7 separate regions of the Homo sapiens genome follow, and regions 1, 2, 3, 4, 6 and 7 are each linked to region 5. A link is a contact called in ENCODE Hi-C or POLR2A ChIA-PET data. All regions are on one chromosome and are shown on one strand. Each heading gives the region's core, a stretch centred on a gene start or an enhancer-like site at or near the end of the contact. The rest is flanking DNA. Distances are from core to core; before and after follow the strand shown.

Region 1 (3,295 bases), core at 148-2,647, 2.2 Mb before region 5:
TCCACGCGAATCCGATTTCCCTCTCCTCCCATAGCTACTTCTTGTCTATTCATCCTTTCCAGATGTCGCCCTGTCCCACCCCATCTGTCCCCTTCTTCCCCGTGTGAAGCCCATCTTCTTTCTAACCCCATTTGCACCCGTCTGATTTTACAGTCAAGGACTTCAATAAGATAAATGATGCAGAGTTCTACTGGGAACCAGATTGTGTGTGTTTCTGAAACTTTTGCGCGTTTACTGAAATGGGATTAGGGATTTGGATACAGAAACATTCTCGGGCAGCCTTTCAGCCCTGGCACAGCTTTGTACACCTTGGAGCGCGCTGGGGCCTATTCTAACGGGCAAGGACAGGGAAGTCTTTCAAGACCTTTTCTGGCCTTTTCCACTCCAGGGGTCAGGATGAATAGGCATCACTGACCCAAACTGTTAAACCAGGCCGGGTGGGGAAGCCTGGGGCCCTCTTCTGCGGCAGATCTGGCGGGGTGTCCAGGGCGCCGCGGGGCTCCGTGCAAGAAGGGGTTGGGGCAGGGGCCGCTGCGGCCGCAGGAGTCACCGGGCCTCCTCGGGAGGTCCGCTCACCTCTTACAGAGGAGGCCGACCCCAGGCCGGGTGCTCCCCTGGGGCGCAGGGCGCGGCCCCGGGCGCCGCCACCGCAGCGGCGCCGAGGGCCGGAGGTGCAGCCTTTCCCCAGGAGAGAAGGCGAGTCGCTGTCGGTCGCTCAGCCAGAAGGTCGAGGGAACCGCGCGGGTGTCCCTCGCCAGCCGGCCCTCTGGGAACAGGGCGGGGGCGACACCCCAGGGAGTAGGGCTGAGGACCGCAAAAATCAATCGTGGGTACCGGCGCGGGGTCACGCATAGGAGAGGAGCGGGAGAGGGGCTGGTGGGGGCCCCAGGGCGGCTGAGGCCGTGGCTCTGTCGTGGACTCGGCGGGCGCCCCGAAGTCTGGGGCCGCCACGGCTCCAGCTCCGCCGGCTCCGGCCGGAGACTCCAGGCCGCAGTTTCTCCTCCTCCCGGCGCCTTCTCTCCAGTGAGGAGCTGAGCGCGGGCGGCGCGGGGGGAGGGGTGGCGGCGGAGAGAACAGCCAGTTGTTTAAAATCCTTCTAGAGCAGTTTCTAATTCCCCCCTTGCGCCCGGGTTCGGAGGGGGGAGGGGGAAGGAGAGCGGGTGGAGGGAGGAGAGCGGAGAGGGAAGGCGGGAGGGAGGGAGTCGGGGAGGGAGGGAAGGAGGGAGGAGACTGCCGCTGAGGCTTAGCCGCCACCGCGCGCTTCGGAAGGCCAGAGGGAGGGGGAGGCCTGTCAGTCTCGCGCGTTGCCTGGGCGAAGGGGGCGGAGCTTTGGCGTGGGGCGGCCAATAGTGGGGGTGGCTGCGTGGGTCGCCATGGGGACGGGGCTGTTCCCGGGGAGGCTGTGATGGGTTGACAGGTGCGTGACAGTGGGAGCTGCTCTCGGCACAAGCATGTACGGCAAAGGCAAGAGTAACAGCAGCGCCGTCCCGTCCGACAGCCAGGCCCGGGAGAAGTAAGTGTCTCCGCTTCTCACCCACCTCCGCCTTCACACGCGCGCACACTCACGCACGCACTCGCACACTCTGGGAGACACAGACACTCTCCGCCCGGGGAGCGCCGGGGGTGGGCTGGCAGGGGGAGGGGTGCCGCGATGGGGGCGTGTGGTGCGGGGAGCTGCGCTTTCCCGGGAGGTGCGGGCGCTGGGCGGGCGGCCGCAGGGGGCTGTCGGCGGGAGGGACCGGGTGTGTTGAGGGGCGGCGGTGGTGCTGGTGGCGAGGATGGAAACTTGTTTGGGTGATTGAGGGAAATAACCCGCGGGTTCACCTTCCAAAGTAACTTTAGAGCTGGGGTCCGGGGCTCCGGGGACCTGGGGAGCCGCCGGGGGTGGCGGGAGGGGCAGCTGCGTGGAGGAAGGCGCGCAGTGGGAATGTGGGTGTTTGGCGGGCCGGCCGGGGTCGGGGCCGGGGTCGGGGCGGGCAGCGCGGGGAGCGCGGCGGCGGGGGCCTGGGCGCTGGGGCTTAGGGCCGCGAGCGCGGGGCGAGGCGAGGCGAGGGCGGCGGTGCCGGGCGCGCGGCGGGCGGAAGCCGGGCGTGGAGCGGCCGAGCGGGGCCCCGCGGGGCGCGGAGACGCGCGCGGGGCGCGGAGGGCGTGTGCGGGTTGGGCGTCCGGGCTTTCCTGGGCCAGCTACGGACGCGGCGCCCGCAGTCCCCCGCGCATCGCGGGGCTGGGGCTGGGGCTGGGGCGGGGGCGGGGGCGGGTGGGCGCCGGAGACGCCGCCGAAGTTTGGGAGTCGGAGAGGGACCGAGTTCCCGGGGAGCTAAAGTGTGTTGGCGAGGAGCGGGATCCGCTGGAGGAGGCTGGCGTTTCTGCCTCTCGCAGCGGACCCAACTCCGCGGCGGCGGCTGGCGAACTTTTTGTGAGGCTGGCAGCCCCCGAGCGGCGGGAGGGGCGGGCCCGGCGGGGCGGTGGTCGGGGGCGCGCGGAGGGGAGTTGTGGGAGCCGCCGGGGGCGCCCGAGGAGGGCAGCTGTGGCGGGGAGGGCCAGTGGTCCGAAAAGGGGTTTGTGGGAGGGGAGAAGCGTTCAGGTGGGAAGGAGCCGCTTGGTTACAGTTGTGGGGAGATACAGGTGTTAACTTCGGTGGGAGCCCAAGAGGCGGCTGGCGAGAACAGAGCCCCTCCCGGCCCGGGATGCCACTGTCACGGCACACTGCAAAGCAAAGCGGTTTGCTGCTATTCTTGTGTACTTGTAACGGTGATTTGGTTGTTACTAAAAATGAGAACGAATAGTGACTGTGATCACTGAGGAAGAACCCCCCCCTTTTTTTTTTAAACTGTGCAACAGATCAGTGATTCCCAGTAACCACTTAAACTCTGAGGGTCAGAGTTATCCTTGTCGTTGAACGCACCCTGTCTTTCTGAGGGGGTTCAGACCAGAGAAAAAGTCTGAGAGCATCTCTCAAAGGTACTTTGGTTACCTTGCGCACAGAAATAGCTGCGTAAATAAAAACCGAATGCGCAGGCGACTGAGTTTCCCTCCTTGGTTTAGGCAGTTAGTCTCCCCCTGAAAGTTTTGTGTGCCCTAGGGATGGGAACATTTCCTAATCTTTGTGTTGGCAGCAACACACTCAATTCCCATAGGATTTAGAGGTATCAGGCCTTGATGTAGCAAAGCAAAACAAAACAAAACAAAAATTAGAGAGGCTTTTTTGTTTTTTTGCAAGAGATATTTTCTGAGCTGCATTCAGGATCTTGTTGCTGTGACAAGTAGTATATAAAAGACATAGCGTTATAGCCTG
Region 2 (2,999 bases), core at 456-2,955, 2.8 Mb after region 5:
TATAAGCTAAGAAGCACTTTTCAAAAACAGTGGTATTGTTGATCTAAAAGGAAGAAGCTGAGTCAAAATTAATATAAGTAGAGAGTTTATTTGGGCCAAGCTTGAGGACTGCAACCCAGTGTATATTGAAGTGTATATTCAAGTTGTCCTGAATATACAATCTGATTAGCAGCAGTTGCATGTGAATGTTTATAAAGGAAAAGAGGCAGTTCCTAAGTTGTTTATCAAAATTTACATTAAAATAACATAAGCTGTTGATTGGATACACATTGTTCTTTGTATCACAGATTCCAGGAACATGAAGATAACAGGGAATGTAGCTAGTCAGGAACAAAATGCCTTTTTTTTTTTTGAGATGGAGTCTCTCTCCGTTGCCCAGGCTGGAGTGGCGCCATCTTGACTCACTGCAACCTCTACCTTCTGGCCTCCTGGGTTCAAACAATTCTCCTGCCTCAGCCCCCCGAGTAGCTGGGATTTCATGAGCATGCTGCCATGCCTGGCTAATTTTTGTATTTTTAGGAGTGTAGGGGTTCCACCATGTTGACCAGTCTGGTCTCAAACTCCTGACCTCAAGGGATCCTCTCGCCTCGGCCTCCCAAAGTGTTGGGATGACAGGCATGAGCTACCACACCACCAGGAACAAAATGACTTTAAATAATTGCCCACAGGCATGGGGGGTGGTGGGTAGGGGGAGGGTATGTGCCGGGGGTGTGACTGAAGTCCTCTACTCCCGTCTCTCTGGGCCTAATAAATTTTGCACACCTCACATAGCTCAGACTGCTGAGGGATTTTTCTTTTCTTAGTATCAACCCTGGTTTACACATCAGAATCTTCTGAGGAGCTTGAAAACAATATCAATGTCCAGGCCTCGCCCCCAGAGATTGGCACTGGAATTGTTTAGAAGCTCTCCAGTGATTCTATGCGCAACCAGAGTTGAGAACTGATTTAGTTTCTTTTCTTTTCTTTCTTTCTTTTCTTTTTTTTTTTTTTTTGAGACAGAGTCTCGTTCTGTTGCCCAGGCTGGAGTGCAGTGGTGCCATCTCGGCTCAGTGCAGCGTCTGCCTCCCGGGTTCCAGCAATTCTCCTGCCTCAGCCACCCGGGTAGCTGGATTACAGGCACGTGCCACCATGTCTGACTAATTTTTGTATTTTTAGTAGAGACAGGGTTTCACCATGTTGGCCAGCCTGGTCTCGAACTGCTGACCTCAGGTGATCCGCCCGCCTTGGCTTCCCAAAAAGCTAGGATTACAGGCATGAGCCACCAGGCCTGGCCAACTGATTTAGTTTCTAAAACTTGTTACAAGGCAGAGCTGATAAAATTCTAAATCTGAGGTCTTCAAATTTTGTGCTTCCTAACTAAACATTAAGTATTAGGATTAAATCCCAAAGCCAGTTAGCTTCTGGAGGATGGGAATATATTATTTGTCTTGTTTTTTTTAAAATATGTGTCAGCTAGTTTCAAGAGCAACTAGATATCCCAGGATAGGAAACAAAACAACAAAAATAGATATCAAATGATTATGGTTTTGCTCACGAATGCATCTCAGTATTGGACAGCCCACCCTTCGTGGTGTTTTCACTTCCTTGGATGGGTCGCATAGCAGCACACCAAAATGACCTGCAGATGTAGTCATTAAGATAGGCAAAACAGCCAGACTGGCCCTGCCACCATGCAGGCTACTATAGATGCAGCTTTCTTTTCTTTTTTTTTTTTTTGAGATGGAGTTTCGCTCTTGTCATCCAGGCTGGATGGCACAATCTCGGCTCACTGCAACCTCTGCCTCCTGGGTTCAAGCAATTCTCCTGCCTCAGCCTCCTGAGTAGCTGGGATTACAGGTGTGTGCCACCACATCTGGCTAATTTTTGTATTTTTAGTAGAGACAGGGTTTCACATGTTGGCCAGGCTGGTCTCAAACTCCCGACCTCAGGTGATCCACCCGCCTCGGCCTCACTAAAGTGCTGGGATTACAGCGGTGAGCCACCGTGCCCTGGCCAGATGCAGCTTTCAAAGCTCATCTCCTTACTGCTTATGAGTCATTTCCTGAAGTGATAAACACACAGCCTGCTGGGTTGAAACTGTACATGCTGTGTTATCTGAATTCTGAGATGCTACTGAATTTGACCTCTGGTTTTCCGTGTGTTTCCATAAGACTAGCATGCAATCAACAGTCCCCATGACAACAAACTTGGCGCTTGAGTTTCACTTTACAGGAATGCCACCATGGGTAGAATCTGCTGCTGTTCTGAATTGTCTCTTGGTCTTCTGGTCTGAAACTTTGCTCAGCAAGCACCTCTCTCTTTCCTTTACACAGCAGGTGGCTGAAAATCAGACCTCACACAGAGCTTCCTGTTCTGTGGACCACACCATACCTGATGACGTGAATCAGTATCTTTTCTTTTCTTTTTGTGACAGGGTCTCACTCTGTCACCCAGGCTGAAGTGTAGTGGCACCATCTTGGCTCATTGCAACCTCCGCCTCCCAGGCTCAAGCCATCCTCCCACCTTAGCCTCCCAAGTAGCTGGAACTACAGGCATGAGCCATCACGCTCGGCTAATTTTTGTATTTTTCGTAGAGACGGGGTTTTGCCATTTTGCCTAGGCTGGTCTCGAACTCCTGGGCTCAAACCATTCATCCGCCTTAGCCTTCCAAAGTGCTGGGATAATAGGCGTGAGCCACTGAGCCTGGATGTTGAATCAGTTTCTTGCTCCAAGACTTGGAACCCCTCAGCTCTGAAACAGCCAGAAACCCAGAGTGGTGCCTGCAGCTCTAAGCCAACTCTTTACCCCTGTTTGCTTTTATGCTTTTATAATAATTACCAGTTTATCTGTTTTCTTCAAGTCAATAAAGTTGGGACATCTTGGATAAGGGCAGTGGTTTTCAAACTTCTTTTGCTCAGAACACCTTAATACACTTAAAATTATTGAGGACCAGCAAAGAGCCTTTGTTTATGTGGGTTGCATCCATTGGTGTGCTGGAGTCAACTTGTACCTGCTCACAA
Region 3 (2,908 bases), core at 222-2,721, 2.5 Mb after region 5:
TGGAGTGCAGTGGCACGATCTCGGCTCACTGCAACCTCCACCACCTAGGTTCAAGCAATTCTCCTGCCTCAGCCTCCCGACTAGCTGCGATTCCAGGTGCCCGCCGCCACGCCCGGCTAATTTTTGTATTTAGTAGAGACGCCCGGCTAAATTTTGTATTTCACCATGCTGGCCAGACTGCTCTCGAACTCCTGACCTGGTGATCTGCCCGCCTCGGCCTCCCAAAGTGCTGGGATTACAGGCGTGAGCTACCGCGTCCAGCCAAGGTTGTTTTTAATGTGACAGTTTAAGTATTAACATTTGCCCCTACCATCTTGGAAACGAAATAAGCTGCTTAACGTCTCCAACAAAAGCAGTTATATATCGTCCCTACTTACACAAGAAAGCCGAAGATGATAAACGCCCAGAAGAGCAACCTTAAACAGGTATAGCATTCAAAAGTTTGTAAAATTGTTTGTTTTACTTCACCTTTACTACTGTGAGCTATCATTCTCATTTAATGGGGAACTGAGACTCGGTATATAAGTTCACACACCCAGTGAATAGCAGAGATGGGATTCTGACTCAAGTCCAGCATTTTAATAAACTCAAATGTGATCTACAGTAAATGCGCCTACTGCCAATGGGATGTTAGGTCAAGTGAGAATGAAGACAATGTAGCCACAGTACTTAAGTTCAATTCACGCCAGCCGCGAGACATTGATTTAAATCAAGTAACCTGAACTCAGGTTTGCTCCTAAGGTACTTGGAATTGTAACTGCGCTGAGCTTCTACTTATTTACTTTAAGTACTCTACAGTAGTTCTGAGCCCCTGCCAGGGACCCCTTCCGAGGCTATCACGGGCTTCGAAGGCCTCGCCTGGGCTGGATGGGGCGCGGGGCTGAGGAGGACCGCGCACCTGCGTGCGGAGCTCCTGGTTGTTGCTTTCTGCGTTCTGGTACAGCCGTTCTGTGTGATGCAGCAGCTTCTCGATCTCCCGCACCTGCCGCTTGCAGCTCCGCAGTTCACGTTCCAACTTCTCCACCTTCCGCCTTAGCTGGGCCAGCTCAGGCTCGGGGGAGGTGGGCGGCGGCGGCGACCGCGGCGGGGACGGCGCCTCCGAGGCCATGAGCTCCGGCGCGAGACTGCTCGTCGCCGCGGAGGGGCTGCGTTCAGGCCGAAACGGACGCCGGCGGACCCAGAGACCACTGGAGCGCGCGGGCAGCGAAAGGCAGCCTCACACCCGGCTGGCCGCGGTGGCCCCTGGCCATGACGCCCTGAAACTCACTTGTAGCCGAACGGGGCTGCGAGCAACGAGCAAGGGGACCGAGGATGGCCCCTGCCCGATGTGCGCGGCCTGCAAACCGGAAAACTTTCCTGGAAACTACCTTCTCCAGCTACAGAGACAGAGGGAGGAGCGTCGGATAAGCAGTCGGAAAACCAGAGGCCAGAAGAGCTCCAGCAGCTCCCCAGTTGAGCCGGAAACAACGGCGCCAGCGGCAGGCGGGACCAAGACGGAACAGGAAGCGACGGAAAGCGGGAAGACCTGACAGTGTACGTGCCGACGTCTCGGCCTGCGGAGGGGCGTTACCTGAGGGCGTGGAGAGCTGTGGCAATGTGGCTACCGAAGCCCTAAGAGCGACAGGGAGGCTTGCAGCCTCTGGTCTCAGACATTTGCACGTGCGGATGTTCTTTGAACAAACTTTTAGTATAGCATGCATTTCCTATCTCCTTGTTTTACAAATAAGAACAGAGTATCCCAGAAATGATTTGTGGGGACTATGATGCTCTACTTATGTCAACTGAAGAATGAGGAGGTTAATAAATTTAGAAAAGGGCTTTATTTCTCATGAAGGGTTACAGCCTGCAGGGTGGCCTTTCTGACAGGCTTGGAAGCATAGCCTCTGGTCAGAAGCTGAGAACAGACACTTGGAAGGAAGGACAAAGGGAACAGAAATTTATGCTGAGCAGGGTGGCCAAATATATTCAATGAGCTGTAGGAGGATTCATGAATATTTATGAAAGGAGAAATATGCACATGCACAATTAAGCTTCCTGCCTCTCTATGGGACCCATATTCAAAAAATGGTGGTGTTAGCATGATCCCAGTGTGAAGTTTTCAGCCCTCTGATGTCAAATGGCAAAGCAGAGGACATGAAAACCCTCGCTGTGAGTCCCTGGTAGATTGGCCAGAACTTCTCTGTGGTTGGTGGTCTCTTATCAGGAAGGAATGCTGGTTGGTGTGAAATCAGCCCAACTGTCCTATAGAACTGATGTTTATGGTTTCTTTTGAATAAACCTGGAAATTTACCCTCCCAGTCTTAAAACTTCAGAAAGTTACATCTTTCTTATCTGAGTTCCTTTCTTGGGAAACCAACCATGAGGCCTCCCAGATAGTATCAAGGAATTGAAACTTACCAGATCACTGCATCTGGACAATGAGGCACCATACCCCTCACCCATCATGATTGCCTAACCAGCCACCTGCTGCCTGTTGAACAAGTCCTCATCCTTACCGCTCACTAATTCCTGTTTTCTCACATGTAGTCACATTTCTCCCTTGCCATATAAACCTCTAATTTTAGTTGGTTGAGGAGATGGATTTGAGACTGATTTCCTATTCTCCTTGGCTGCAGCACCCAAATAGAACCTTCTTCCCTGGCAATACTCCTTGTCTCAATGACTGGCTTTCTATGTAGTGAACAATGGGTCTATTCAGTCAGTTCAGGGGCTCAGAATTTTACTTTTATTTCTCATTTAGTCATTCTTCTGGTTCCTGAGTTTAGACCCCCCGGGAAAATAGAGCAAGTACATTAGGTCTGAGTCGCAAAAAGGAGCATCCCTGGTGGGAAAATAAGAGAGAGACAATATTCTGTGGAAAAGGGGAGAAAAATGCTCTGGTTTGGTGCATTTATTTGGTCTTTTGTCT
Region 4 (3,213 bases), core at 256-2,755, 2.0 Mb after region 5:
GAATGTGGATAATCAGAAGAATAAAATGTAGGCTATTTGGGCAACCACATTGTCTCACGTGAAGATATTCCTTCCAGAACTGAACTCCTGATGTCTCTGAGTTTTGTTTTACTTAAAGATAAGTCCCTCTTTCCCAGGGGATAGTCTCTGTTTTGGTCTGTCTTCAACTGTATGCAGACTGCAATTTGGGGCTAGCACACAGAAGGCAACATGCTCCTGATCCTTGGGAGTGTGTTCTTGCCGAGTGCACTCAAAAGGAATACAAAGATGAATTATAGGAGATCCGAGTTCCAGAGGGACTGTAAGTTTGTGTAGCTGCTCACAACCAACTTAGCTTAAAGTGGGATGTATGGCTCTCTCTTATTGGTGACTGGGACATTATGCCTTGTCCCTCCAGAGCAGCATTTTATGTGATTCCTTTCTGCTTCTCTAGTGCATCTGTGTCCAATACATGTTTGCTGAATTAATGCATTAGTTGGGACATTTGTAGATTCCCTACAACAATTTACTGCTAGGAGGATTATTTGAACCTAATACATATGCAAATATATATATTTATACTTTTGCAAACATGATATGTATAAGTAGTTCCTAGACCAGTGATTTTCAGACCTTGCTACTCATCAGAATCACCTGAGGAGCCTTCCCAAAACCCCGATTCCTACGTCCCAACCACAAAGATTATTTTAATGAGTCTGAGGTGGAAGCCAGGAATCTACATTTTCAAAAGCTACCCAGGTAATTCTGATATGCAGTCAGCATAGATAACCACAGCCCTTTGACTACCTAAGAAAATGTAGTAGTCAAAAAAAGGTATATGAACTGCCTTCTATTCTTTAGGGAGATTCTATGTTAATATAGCATACGGTCAAGAACACTACCAATGTAGCCACTTCCTAGCTGTTATCTTTAGACAAATTACCTAATCATTCAGAGCTTTAGTTTCTTGATGTGTAAAATAGAGGATATAGGTTTACCATGAGGATTTATGTAAAGCCTTAGCACAGTAGCTGTACTATAGCACACAGTAAATGTTGGCCGGATTTATTCGGCTGTACACATGAGCCACTGGATTTGTCTGGATGCAGAAGTCTACTGCGGTACACCTTCTTCAGCAAGCTCTTGGGAAAGCAGGGGAGATTTCCTGGTACCCTAGGAAGTGGAGGATACTAAAGCCATGTCACAGGGAGGGGCATTATTCTTCGTGCGCGCTTGCTCGCCGGGGTCGGGTTGCTGCTCCGCGCGCGTCCACCAGGGGCCGCTCGAGCTACCTAAGCTCCGTGCGCTACCCGGCGGCGCTCCCGCGCGTGCTCACTCGGAGCAGCGCGCGCCCCGCAATCGCCGCAGCCGCCCCCGCCGTCGGCCGCCGCACCCCAAGCGACTGCCCAAACTAAGCCTCCGTGGCTGGGTACGGGAGCGCTTTGGGGACAAAAATTCTCCCTCAACTGTGGTCTGCATTCCTTCGGCCCGTGGGCTGATCTGGGGCGGGAAGTATTAGCGTCTCAGTTGCGCTGCAGCCGGGGAGGAAGGAGGAGGCCGAGCCTGGGGCGGAGTTTGGGCTGACTGGGGCTGGACCGGGCAAGACGCCGCCGCTGCCCGGATGTTGCGATGGCTGATCGGGGGAGGCCGAGAACCGCAGGGACTGGCCGAGGTAAACCCCGGGTGGGTCTGCTCTGCGTCCGTCGAGCTTGCTGGAGGGGCGGCTTCGTTCCGGTTCGGCCTTCCTGGGTTCCGACCGCGGGGACCCGGGCGGAGGCGGGGCTGGCTGCTGAGCTCGTGCCACGCGCTGTTCTCACGACGGTGGGGGCGGAGGGCGCGGGAGCCGGAGCTCCTCAGACCCGGCGGGACCCCAGGCGCACCCTGGAGCTGCAGACCCCCGGCCCCGTCCCACGGCTAGCTGAATCGTGAGATCCTGGCTCAGGGACGCTCAGCTGGTCAGCAGTCCTATTGGGACCTGTGACAACTTAGGGCTTCTGGCTACCGAAACTATCTTCATTTCCACTTAAAAAGTATACGATTTAGCTAGAAACGAACGAGTTGTGACCGCAGCTTTCCACTTTTGGTTTATTTGAATTGGTGTCTCTTCCTGGCGTCTACTGATACTTGGTCAGGGAATATAAAATTAATTTACTTATCCAACAACCGAAAAAGGATATAATTATTTTTAAAAAGTAATCTGCTTCAAGGTCAAGAACATGATTTTCTAATTAACTGCTGTTTTTGGTTTCATAGTCACACTTTCTTCATGGGCCCGAATAATTGAATAGACCGTGTGTAATGAAATTTACATTTGAAATGTGAATAAAATAATTTTTGCAGTCTTGGAAATTTTGAGGTCCCAAATTTATTTCGTATGCCACACAAGAACTTTCATGCGCGTCCGTGTGAAGAGACCACCAAACAGGCTTTGTGTGAGCAATAAAAGCTTTTAATCACCTGGGTGCAGGCGGGCTGAGTCCGAAAAGAGAGTCAGCGAAGGGAGATAGGGGTGGGGCCGTTTTATAGGATTTGGGTAGGTAAAGGAAAATTACAGTCAAAGGGGAGTTGTTCTCTGGCGGGCAGGAGTGGGGCAAGGTGCTCAGGGGAGCTTTTTGAGCCAGGATGAGCCAGGAAAAGGACTTTTACAAGGTAATGTCATCACTTAAGGCGAGGACCGGCCATTTTCACTTTTGTGGTGGAATGTCATCAGTTAAGGCGGGGCAGGGCATTTTCACTTCTTTTGTGATTCTTCAGTTATTTCAGGCCATCTGGGCGTATATGTGCAAGTCACCGGGGATGCGATGGCTTAGCTTGGGCTCAGAGGCCTGACAAGAACAGAATTTGTGAATTGCATTTTATTTCTCATAAGAAGTATTTGTTTAGATTGTTAAAAGTAAGAAATTGGATTGTTGAGAGTAGGCAGTCTTCTCAATTTTAACTTCCGCATGTCTTTGCAGTTGACGGTATTGTCTGTTTTTAAAAATTTCTTATTTCAGATTAATCCTAAATCCTTGAGATTGTGGATTATTGAATAGCCATATATGGTATATACGACATTTTGGATAATTCTGTTTTAACCTGGTTCTTTGGTTAATCATGTTATTTGCTTAACCAGGTCTCCCATTCCTGGCAAGTTTTCATTGGAGGAGAAGCAGTTTATATAGTTTTCAAATTTCTCACCACAATCTCTTCTAGAAGGAAGACAGAATAAATACAAAATCAATGCTTTGTGGT
Region 5 (3,218 bases), core at 560-3,059:
CATGTGAGTAGTTTAACATTACAAACAGTTTCTAAAAGTCACACGTGGTATACATTCTAACGAGTTTTAGCTTCTTTTATTTAAACTGCGTTGATATTGATCTATAACTTTCCTAATAATCACTTCATAGGTTGGTAATCCTATGTTTTGGATTTTCCAGGTCACTTCAGATTCAAATATTTTTTCCTAACGTCAAATGGTGTGTCTAGATTTTGGTCTGGAAAACAGGGTCACTAAATTTGTAGACTAACTTGAAACAGTATTGGCCTTTGGCAATACGCAGCAATTCTATTTCTTGGCCATGCTTATCAAGTTAAGTAAAATAAAATCAAAGTTCACTATATGATTTACCTAATTAAAAAATTGTTTTAACCTAATTACTTTAAAATAATTTAAAAACTCTGTAGTAATTTACAATGTAAAAAGCACTCATAATATGGTGTTTATAGACACACATAGCTAGTAAACCTATAGACAGCTACTCACCCTTGCCATACAGAAAATGCAAAACACACTTAAGAGATATTGTAATTACATATTATGTGGTCAAAACTAAAGAAGACGAAAATATGCTTGTGTTAATGAAAAAGGATTTGGTGCTCTTTCTTATTTTTAATTTTTAAATTTTAATTTAAATTCCACAGACTGAAACCCATATACTTTTTCTCTTTCTTGTTTTACTGGCTGGAGCCAAGTGTCATGGAACTCATATTCTTGATGAAGAGAAACTGAGAGGACACACTGGCATTTGCTATACGTGAACTAAGATTGACTCATTTTCCTATGTCAAAACTGCTATTTTGCAAATAAAATTACTATCCTTTATAACATTATTTCGTTTGCTTATTGCTCTGCTCTTTATTCTTTCGTGTTTCAGGTAACCACTAACAAAAAGTTTAAAAGTCGACTATGTCCAGAATGGCACTCTATAATTGAAAATTTAGGTGATTTTTCCGAAGTCCTGTTGGAAGCACATCTACCAGCAGTGTGATCAGGCTCTCCCTCCCACATTTCCCTGCTAGTCAGGACAAGAGAAGCCCGGGGGTGCTGCTGCAATAGCGGTGGGAGTGGGAGATAGGCTATTACCCGCTTGACACTGCACTTTTGCTACGAATGATTCACTCAGGTTTGGCACATTTGTTGCAAGGAAATCTCCTCCTCCCGCCGCTTCCTTGTTCGAGCTCCTCTCGGGCTGTCTCCTGTGCTTTGGCCTTTAAGGAGAAGTGAGAGCAGGTGGGCACACAGGAGCTCGCCGAGTCCTCCTCCCCCTGCTCCTTCCCTAATTTAGCAGTACTTCCGGCCGCGTGACATCATCCCCCGCACCTCGGTGACGTGAGCTGCGGGTGACGTGTGTGCGGAGAGAAGCGCGCTGACGTTGCTATTTAAAGGTCCTCCTGCGGGGAGGATGGAGACACAGCGCGAGCACCTGGTGTGGGGCGCGGAGGAGGCTGTGGCGGTCGGGAGCGGGGCCAAGAGCCAGAGGAGGAGCAGAGCGCACGGCCAGCCAGCCGCCAGCCTCTAGGGGAGGGGGGAAAAGAAGGACGAACGGACTGAGGGCCTGCCGCCGGCCCAGCTCCCCACGAGGGCCGCTCGGCCCCCCACCATCAGCCTCTCCGCCGCCTTGCGGCTGCTGCTTTCTCCCGCGGCCCGCTGCTCGCAAGGCCCGTCGGGCTCCCGGGACCAGTCCGCGCCCCAGCCCCCGGCCGCGGCTCCGCGGCGGCCACCGCCTCCCGTCCCTTCCCGCGAGCAGAGGGAGGGACCGCCCTCGCTCCCCGTTCTCTCCGCCCCCTTCCCGCCCCCCGCAGCCCACTCTGCCGCCGCGCTAGCTTCACGCCGGCGGCGCTGACCGGGAAAGCAGCACCCTCTTCTCTGCCAGCCGGCCGGCCGGCGGAGGCGGAGGCAGCGGCAGGCTTCAGGCCGCCGGGGCTGGCGCTGCTCTGCCCGGCGGTAGCCGGAGGCGGGCGCTGATGGAAGTGTGAAGAGGCGGCGGCGGGGCCCGGGGAATGTGAGGCGGCGCGTGGCGGCGGCGCGGAGCGTGAGAGACGAGGAGTAGGGGTGGGGGCGCTGGAGCGGCGGCTGCGCTTCGGCTTCGAGCCCAGCTCTCCTGGCCCCAACGCGGGCTTAGCCTCCCGCCTTGGCTCGGGCAGGCGCCCGTCGACCCTTCGGCCCCTTTCGCCCGCCCTGGAGCTGGGGGCAGGGTGCCAGTGGAAGCGTGGGGCTTGGCTCTGTGATTCATTCATTCTCCGCCGACGGGAGCCTCAGACCCGCTGTGCTCTGAAGAGAGGAGGGAAGAGGGGGCAGCCGCGAATGAAGGGCCGGGCACCAGCCGGGCTCCATTGTGCTCGGCGGCGGGGGGCGGGAAGGGGCTGAGGGAGGTGGGATCGGGTCCCCTCCTCCAGCTCTCCGGCGTGCGCTGCGCCCCCAGCCTGCTGCCAGCCTGGAAATGGCTCCGTTTATTCTCTTCGGGAGAATGAATCGATCCTGCCTAGCCTTCTCTTCGTCCTCCCCACCTCTTCTCTGCTCCGAGTCTTAGGAGGAGAAACATTTAAAAAGACAGATTCCAATGTGGAGTGCCGTGCAGGTTGCGAGCTGCCGGGTTTGCACTTCGAGGAGATTTTCCTGTGTAGTTTTTTTCCTAATGTGAGCGCAGGGAAGCCGTGGCATTACTGCTTTTGGGATTTTTATTCACGTGCACGTCGCGTTTGGTTGCTCGCTCCACCCCCGGAGACCTGGTGTGGTGGAGAAATTTGAACCCGCAGCCTTAGCTCCGAAAAGGCCGAGTTACCTGGCTCTCCCTGAGTGTCGAGGAGGACATGAGTGAAATGACCAGCGAACTCATTTTTTATAGGACTCGGTGAAGCCGGATTCTGCATTTCCCTACTTGTAGACTCATTTTGTGGAATAGAGTTGATCGCTGTCTCCTCCGCAAAGCATTTTAACTCGAATAAGCAAATGCCGCCTCTGTTTGAACGTTTTGGTATTTACAAGAGAGAAATCATTTTACCTAAGAGAACTAATTGAATTGGCAGCATCCTTGAAATACCTCCGGACAAGGATCTGGGGGTGGGGGTGGAAAAGCAACTGCGAAATAGCAGACGGAGAAATTCCTTTGGAAGTTATTCCGTAGCATAAGAGCTGAAACTTCAGAGCAAGTTTTCATTGGGCAAAATGGGGTAAGGATTTTTGTGCTTAACACAGCTTCGAATCTGTTTATGTAT
Region 6 (3,045 bases), core at 336-2,835, 2.3 Mb before region 5:
TAGTGGTTGACACTTTCCATGTTTTGGTAAAGGGGCTAAAATTTTAAACCTTCCTCCCTCTGATCCACCTCTGGCCCTCTAAGAAAGATAGAATGGCCTGGGGGAGGGAGAAAAGAGTTGCATTCCTTTGCAAGGTTTAAGTCACATTTCAAAATTCAAATCATTATGCAGAACAAGGGCTTGCCTAGAGCTAGGCAAACTGTTTTTATTTGGAGATGACCTAGGCCAAACCTTGGAGAGTGCTGGAGCTCCTGGTGGCTTTCTCCACACTAGGCCTGTGTCGTCTCTCCTTTCCCAATCCAACTCCTTTTCCCTTACTCAGAGGGCATATTCTAGGGGGAAGCTGCCCTGTTCTTTGTGCTGCCTTCTCCAGGTGAAGGCTGATGTTAACACTGCTCTTCCTCCCCTTAGCGTTTTAGAGCCCCTGTGAACTGCTGAGAGGCCCCTTGGGATTGTCCTCCAGAGTTTCCCTCTCCTAACTGAGCATCTCCCAGGCATCTAGCCCTCTGTCGTGGGGGTGGGTGGACGGGAACTCTATTCCTTCCACATCAGAGAGCTTAACCACTCTTCCAACCCACCCATTCTCCTTTGGGAGTGCCGGGCTCATTTGGCCTCTCTCAGATGAAATCATATGAAGACATAAAAGGCCTTCCCTCTCCACCACCAGGTTATCCTGTCACCACATCGCAATGCAGTGCCATCACAAAGTGATATTGCATCAGGCCCAAGGATATTTTAGGAAGCTCTCAAGCTGGGTCCAACAAGCCTTCCATGCAGGCATCAGGACCACACTGCCAAATTCAAGGCTGCAGAGCTGCTGGGCAGGTGTCAGTGATGTCCTCTCTAGTCTCAGCTATTCTCTTCTCTATTCTCTACTCCACCTCCCCCACCTGCATGCCTTCCACCAGGCAGGTCCACTTTCAGACTCCCCCAATACTCTCTTTGCCCAGCTCCCAGAGGCCACTACTTTTGCTTTTCCTCCTGTTTTCTTTGCAAAGTGTTCCAGCACACCTTCTGATGTATTTCCTGTTTTTCTGCCTATCATGGTCACTCACTGAAACCTTAATTAATATTTGCTCATATTAACTGTAAATCAACTAAATTACACTTGGAGCTGCAATGGCTGCAGCACACACAGTCTCCAATTTGGGTGTCTGCATGCCACAGGCCTCCCCAACTTGTTGGACTTGGGTGAACTTTTCTCATTCCCTCAGACTCTGGATCTCCCAGCTTGGTTGGCACAAGGGCAGCGGCCAAGAATCCAGGCACCACCCTCAGCAAGTGCCCCTTCTCTGAGTCCTGCTAATGCAATCCAGCAGCCAATTGACTTAAATTCCTTCCGCTTTATTGTTCTCCATCCTCAGAGAGGCCAATCTCAGCATCTAGCGGGGCTGTGAGGCAGACCTCCTCTGATCCTGGAGTTGTAATCCCCCACTGCTGGCTCCTGCAGTTTTATTACAGCCTCCTTTTTTTCTAAGATTGACAGATATAAACCTCCAGTGTGGAGGCCTGCAACAGCACCCTTAAAGGCTTCTTTGTGTAGAAATGTAACCTTAGGGCAAAGTCGGCCCAGCTCCAGGAAGGGCACATTATCCTGCTACAGGGAAGTACTGTGCTGAGACAGACCTGGAGATTTCTTCTAATGGCTGGGGACCTGGGAACCTCCCAGGGACAATACCTTCTTCCTCTAAGTAGAATATAGGCTTGTCTAATTTTACTGGGAGTGGGAATGGGGGTGGGGGACATTGAAGGGAAGGGGATGCTGGAAGAGACCTGTAATGACTGTTCAGGGAACTCCACATGCAATTGGAAGAAACAGATATCCTTTTTTTCAGGGAGCGGGTCTCTAAATGCAACCACTTATGAAGCCCCCATGAGTGGAAGCACTGTCCGAGTCAGAGGGAGTTAGCACCATTTGCTTCTCTTGGAGCTGATGCTACGGTTTCCATTCCCAAGCAGAATGGCTTTGGATCATTTAGAGGATCTGATCTCTTTAGGCAGGTGTTGGGTTAGACACATTATTCCAAAAGCAAGGGTGAAAAGGTGCAGAATCTTAATTTACCATGCAGGATTATAGTCAGATTTAAATCAGGTAGAATCATTAAGGGATTTAGAGCCAGAGTCTTTTTCCAAAGAGAAAAAGGACTGAATAATTCTCTTTCGTTGAAGTATAGTGAGGTCAGGAGTGTAGCATCTTACGCTTGGGGTTTTCTTCCTCTAGCTTTAAAAGGTTGGCTTATACTTTCAGTCAGTCAATTAGAACAGTAATAGAGTATCAAATGTATATGATTAGGCATTAACTTCCATATAGACTAGTGCAAAAACTAAGAGATGAAGGTGTGTACCTGTCATTACAAAGGGCCCCCTATGGGAACTGGGACGGCACCTTGGTTAAGGGACAAGTGAGATGCAGCTAGTTAGAAAAGATGAATTTGGAATCAGGAGAGGTAAGAAACACATGAATACAATTTCTATGGAATCTAGTTGAGATGTGGGTGTTGAGTCCTACAGCTCCAGGAGCTGGAGTTACTAGTATAGAGAGGTTAACACAATGCTTTTAGTCAAAGTTTTTGAAATACATATTCTCACAGAGTCAAGAACATGGACAGTGCAGGAAATGGAAAGGAGAAGATATCTTCAGATGGTATTTGAGATTACAGAATGTGGACAGAAATAAAAATACATATGCAATTATTTTTCCCCTTCCCTTTTCCTCCTAAATCTAGGCAGGAGTTTAACTTTGGATTGAAAGGCTCCCTGTTGTTCTTCCTCCTCTAGCTTCTCCTCTAGTTACCCCATCCACACTCCAGTTCTGGTTTTGAGCAGAACTGCAATTGTCCTTTGTACGGAATTGCATGAAATCCTGTGCTGGTTTTCTAATGTGGGAAAATGTCTACTAGGGAGGCTAAGACCACCAAACTAGTTTCATTATAACCCAAGGTACACTTAAATCCAGCCCTTCAGTGGTGGGCAACTGGCCCAGCAAAGTCTTCCTCTATAGTACTCATTAAAATGTTATTTACATTTTACAATATGGTCCCAAGC
Region 7 (3,230 bases), core at 661-3,160, 2.8 Mb before region 5:
GCCACAGTTTTAATACTATTTATTCATTGATTACTCCTCAGCTTCTTATCATATATCCAACTGTCCACTTCACATCCCTGGATGTTTGACAGTTCAAACTTAACACATCCAAACCAGAACTCTTCATTTCCTCCTTTGAAATTTGCTCCTCTCCTCGTATTTCCCACTTTGGAACTCACCCAACTCACAACTCACAACTCTACAACTCACCCAAGTGCTGAGGTCAAAAATCATAGTGCTGTAATTAACTCCTCTCTCACATCCTACAGTCCTGAGCAAATTCTGTTCATTCTACCACCAAACAGTGTATCTGACCCAACCACTTTTTACTGTCTCCACTGAGGGTCCAAGCTATCACCATCTCTCATCTGAACTATTGCAATACCTTCCCAAGTGGCCTCCCAGATTCATGTCTTTTTCTCCTCTCAACAGCCAGAGTAACCCCATAAAAATATAAATCTTATTTTGCTACCTACTCCCAAGCTCAAAACTTTACAATGGCTTTAAATCACCAGAAGAGTAGAAAAAGGCTTTACCATGGCCTACAGGCTCCACATGTTCCTGTGTAACTCTCAGACCCCATCTAATGCCACACTACTCCTCAGTCACTATGCTCCCCTTCTTCACTGATCTTTCAGTTCTTAGAAAGCACTAGCCCATTCTACATCTGCACAGAGATGTCACCTTAAACTACCCTATCCAGAGTAGCCACCCCCATCCCCAAGTCACTATCACCCATCCAGCTATATTTTCTCTATAGCTCTACAGTATGTAAAAATCATCTATTTAATTATTTAATTTACATCTATCTAACTGGTCTGTCCTCTCACATTTAGAATATAAACTGTATCAGAGCAGAAACCTTCACCCTCTTAATTTAACCGCCATATTCCCGGTACCTACAACAGCGTCTGGCACATAGAAGGCATTTTTAAACATCCTTGCTGAGTGAACCAATATCCCAGAAACCTCTCACAGCTAGTTCATCTTACAGGAGAAACAGTATTAAAGAGTTAATTAAATGGCCAGGCGCGGTGGCTCACGCCTGTAATCCCAGCACATTGGGAGGCCGAGGCGGGCGGATCACTCGAGGTCAGGAGATCGACACCAGCCTGGCCAACATGGTGAAACCCCCTCTCTACTGAAAATACAAACATCAGCCAGGCGTGATGGTGGAAGCCTGTAATCCCAGCTACTCAGGAGGCTGAGGTGGGACAATCGCTTGAACCCGGGAGGCGGAGGTTGTAGTGAGCCAAGATCGCACCACTGCACAACAGCCTAGAAGACAGAGTGAGACCCTGTCTCAGAAAAAAATAAAAATAAAAATAAATAAATCTATAAGTAAATGACTCGCCAGTCAAAATAAACGGCAACTTTAGGGTTAAAGGCCCAATCTGGCTCCAAAGCTTGGGGTTTTAGTTACTACACTACATTGCTTCACTATATTTTACAATTTACTAGCTGCTTATAAGTATGAATTAAGGCTCAGAAGTCTAATTTTCCAGACTACTCGGAGGACTCTCGCCCCACTCCACTCCACAAAGATTCAGCTCAGCGACTCCTTCCTACTCTGACCTAGCCCCGCGTCCCGCTCTCAGTGGCTTGGGCAAGAGCGCCTGCGCGGTGAGCGGGTCCCATAAAACGCATTCTGGGATTGGTAGTCCATGTTCCTCCGGTCTCCAGCATTCAAAAGAAAAAGGGGGAAAAAAAACCATGCAAATTAGATATCTCTGAATTTCTTGCAAATTAAATAAGACGCAGATTCTGGCTCAGGAAAGTGATGCAAACGCGTCGTTTTCAAAGGAGAGACCCCAGCCTCGGGTCAGGCGCGGCGCAGACAGCGGCGCGGGGTCCTTGGCTGGGCGGGGCTTGCTCGCGGTGGCTTGTGGCTCCTTCCTGCGGTGCTTCTCTCTTTCGCTCAGGCCCGTGGCGCCGACAGGATGGGTGAGCTGTTGTGGCCGGTTTAAGGGCGCTGCAAGCGGGACTTGGGGTCTTGGGGACGGGCGGGCGGATGCGAATAGAGTAGGGCGGGGGATGCCATGGAGAGGCTCCATGGGGGAGGGCCGGGGAAGCGCCGCTCCAGGAGGCACGTGGTCCGGCGCGGAAGGGGCCCATGAGGCGTGGAGGCCGCCGAGGTCGGGGTACCGAGGGACGCAGGGAGGCCAGCGCTTCCTCCCGGGCATTCGAGCGGGGCCTCGTCCTTCGGGAGAACACATTCTCCGGAGCCCTCTTCGAACGTTTATTAGTCGGTTCAGGGCAACTTGAAGGCCAAATGTTTGGCCCACAGGCCAATAAATAGTACGAGAGCCAATCGGCTTAAGGGTTTATTCCAGGTGAGGCGAGTGTCTTAGAAGATGGGAAACACGTAGATGGCGTGTTTTTACGGAAGAACTAAAATATTTAATTTTTAGGCAAGTGTCGTGGACTTCGTACTGCTAGGAAGCTCCGTAGTCACCGACGAGACCAGAAGTGGCATGATAAACAGTATAAGAAAGCTCATTTGGGCACAGCCCTAAAGGCCAACCCTTTTGGAGGTGCTTCTCATGCAAAAGGAATCGTGCTGGAAAAAGTGTAAGTCCATTGCTCCCGTCAAGTTTTAGTTTATTATAGGAATTCGAGACATGAACTTACGAATTCTTGTTTTGAAAGTAATTGCAGGTTTTTGTGTAGTAGTATTCATTTGGGCATTGTGGGGTAAAATTGCAAAGCGTTTGTTCTATTTAAAAGTTGGTAAAATTAGTTTTTGGGAATTAGGTAGTTAAGGTTTTAATTTAACGTTGGCCTGGAAGGAATTGGAGAAGATACTAGCAATGATGAAGTAAAGGACACAAACACCTTTACTGTGGGAGTTGTTATAAGTAAATGGCACGTGTCAGCTATTGAACTTTATCGACTTGATAAAACTAAGGTGAAGAGAAGTGACTTGCATCAGAATTAATTGAGGTCATACACCTAAGATTGAGACATGAAACTGCCAGTATTTGACTGGTTTTGACTTTTTAAAATAATAATTTCATATAGTTCTATCATATTTGATGGTAGAGCCATTTTAACCCAGACTTTTTTTTTTTTTTTTTTTTTTTTTGAGACAGTCTAGCTCTGTCACCCAGGCTGGTGTGCAGTAGCGCAAGACTCCCTGCAACCTTAGCCTCCCAGGTTCAAGCATTTCTCCTGCCTCAGCCTCCCAGGTAGCTGGGATTACAGGCGCCCACTACCACACCAGCTAATAT

Evidence for each region. A loop is a pair of places that touch in the nucleus more often than their neighbours do. ChIA-PET counts read pairs that join two places held with the same protein, here RNA polymerase II (POLR2A). Pooled maps may share reads with other maps.
Region 1: a map of CD8-positive, alpha-beta T cell shows a loop between it and region 5 (6-fold over the local background). The contact joins the promoter of SSBP2 here to the promoter of HOMER1 in region 5. A Hi-C loop is called at or near these places in 1 of 168 maps with a recorded cell type or tissue (CD8-positive, alpha-beta T cell), 1 of 37 single-sample maps with no recorded cell type and 10 of 50 pooled maps.
Region 2: a loop to region 5 is called in a pooled map, with 4 times the contacts of the local background. The contact joins the enhancer-like site here to the promoter of HOMER1 in region 5. A Hi-C loop is called at or near these places in 2 of 50 pooled maps. POLR2A ChIA-PET finds 5 or more read pairs at or near these places in 2 of 52 experiments (MCF 10A and activated B cell).
Region 3: a loop to region 5 is called in a map of naive thymus-derived CD4-positive, alpha-beta T cell, with 22 times the contacts of the local background. The contact joins the promoter of AGGF1 here to the promoter of HOMER1 in region 5. A Hi-C loop is called at or near these places in 1 of 168 maps with a recorded cell type or tissue (naive thymus-derived CD4-positive, alpha-beta T cell) and 7 of 50 pooled maps. POLR2A ChIA-PET finds 5 or more read pairs at or near these places in 1 of 52 experiments (OCI-LY7).
Region 4: a map of CD8-positive, alpha-beta T cell shows a loop between it and region 5 (6-fold over the local background). The contact joins the promoter of WDR41 here to the promoter of HOMER1 in region 5. A Hi-C loop is called at or near these places in 2 of 168 maps with a recorded cell type or tissue (CD8-positive, alpha-beta T cell and naive thymus-derived CD4-positive, alpha-beta T cell) and 13 of 50 pooled maps.
Region 6: a loop to region 5 is called in a pooled map, with 6 times the contacts of the local background. The contact joins the enhancer-like site here to the promoter of HOMER1 in region 5. A Hi-C loop is called at or near these places in 4 of 50 pooled maps. POLR2A ChIA-PET finds 5 or more read pairs at or near these places in 2 of 52 experiments (CD4-positive, alpha-beta T cell and activated B cell).
Region 7: a loop to region 5 is called in a map of sigmoid colon, with 13 times the contacts of the local background. The contact joins the promoter of RPS23 here to the promoter of HOMER1 in region 5. A Hi-C loop is called at or near these places in 4 of 168 maps with a recorded cell type or tissue (CD4-positive, alpha-beta T cell, CD8-positive, alpha-beta T cell, naive thymus-derived CD4-positive, alpha-beta T cell and 1 more) and 10 of 50 pooled maps.

The regions. Positions count from the first base shown.
Region 1 is chr5:81,749,199-81,752,493 of GRCh38, reverse strand. It overlaps SSBP2 (single stranded DNA binding protein 2), which reads left to right and starts at 1,397. Exons shown (of 17, transcript NM_001256732.3): 1 at 1,397-1,513. The coding sequence starts at 1,452. RefSeq lists silencers at 496-845, 1,116-1,445, 1,616-1,665, 2,106-2,155, 2,376-2,535.
Region 2 is chr5:76,738,255-76,741,253 of GRCh38, reverse strand. No RefSeq gene overlaps it. Among named protein-coding and RNA genes, the nearest start is that of F2R, 24 kb to the right of the region's middle. RefSeq lists enhancers at 1,835-1,904, 2,005-2,334. Within about 2 kb of position 1,705, at least 15 of the 41 ENCODE cell types and tissues checked have a DNase peak (open chromatin) inside an H3K27ac peak, as active enhancers do.
Region 3 is chr5:77,028,967-77,031,874 of GRCh38, reverse strand. It overlaps AGGF1 (angiogenic factor with G-patch and FHA domains 1), which reads right to left and starts at 1,471. Exons shown (of 14, transcript NM_018046.5): 1 at 899-1,471. The coding sequence starts at 1,108. RefSeq lists enhancers at 654-1,233, 1,245-1,594, 1,234-1,813.
Region 4 is chr5:77,490,608-77,493,820 of GRCh38, reverse strand. It overlaps WDR41 (WD repeat domain 41), which reads left to right and starts at 1,505. Exons shown (of 13, transcript NM_018268.4): 1 at 1,505-1,651. The coding sequence starts at 1,601. RefSeq lists silencers at 1,200-1,339, 1,780-1,999 and an enhancer at 1,120-2,043.
Region 5 is chr5:79,512,725-79,515,942 of GRCh38, reverse strand. HOMER1 (homer scaffold protein 1) reads left to right here and starts at 1,809. Exons shown (of 9, transcript NM_004272.5): 1 at 1,809-3,173. The coding sequence starts at 3,169. RefSeq lists enhancers at 1,087-1,276, 985-1,532 and a silencer at 1,527-2,236.
Region 6 is chr5:81,848,336-81,851,380 of GRCh38, reverse strand. No RefSeq gene overlaps it. Among named protein-coding and RNA genes, the nearest start is that of SSBP2, 99 kb to the right of the region's middle. Within about 2 kb of position 1,585, at least 4 of the 41 ENCODE cell types and tissues checked have a DNase peak (open chromatin) inside an H3K27ac peak, as active enhancers do.
Region 7 is chr5:82,277,034-82,280,263 of GRCh38, reverse strand. It overlaps RPS23 (ribosomal protein S23), which reads left to right and starts at 1,910. Exons shown (of 4, transcript NM_001025.5): 1 at 1,910-1,944; 2 at 2,412-2,571. The coding sequence starts at 1,941. It also overlaps the pseudogene ATP6AP1L. RefSeq lists an enhancer at 1,590-1,919.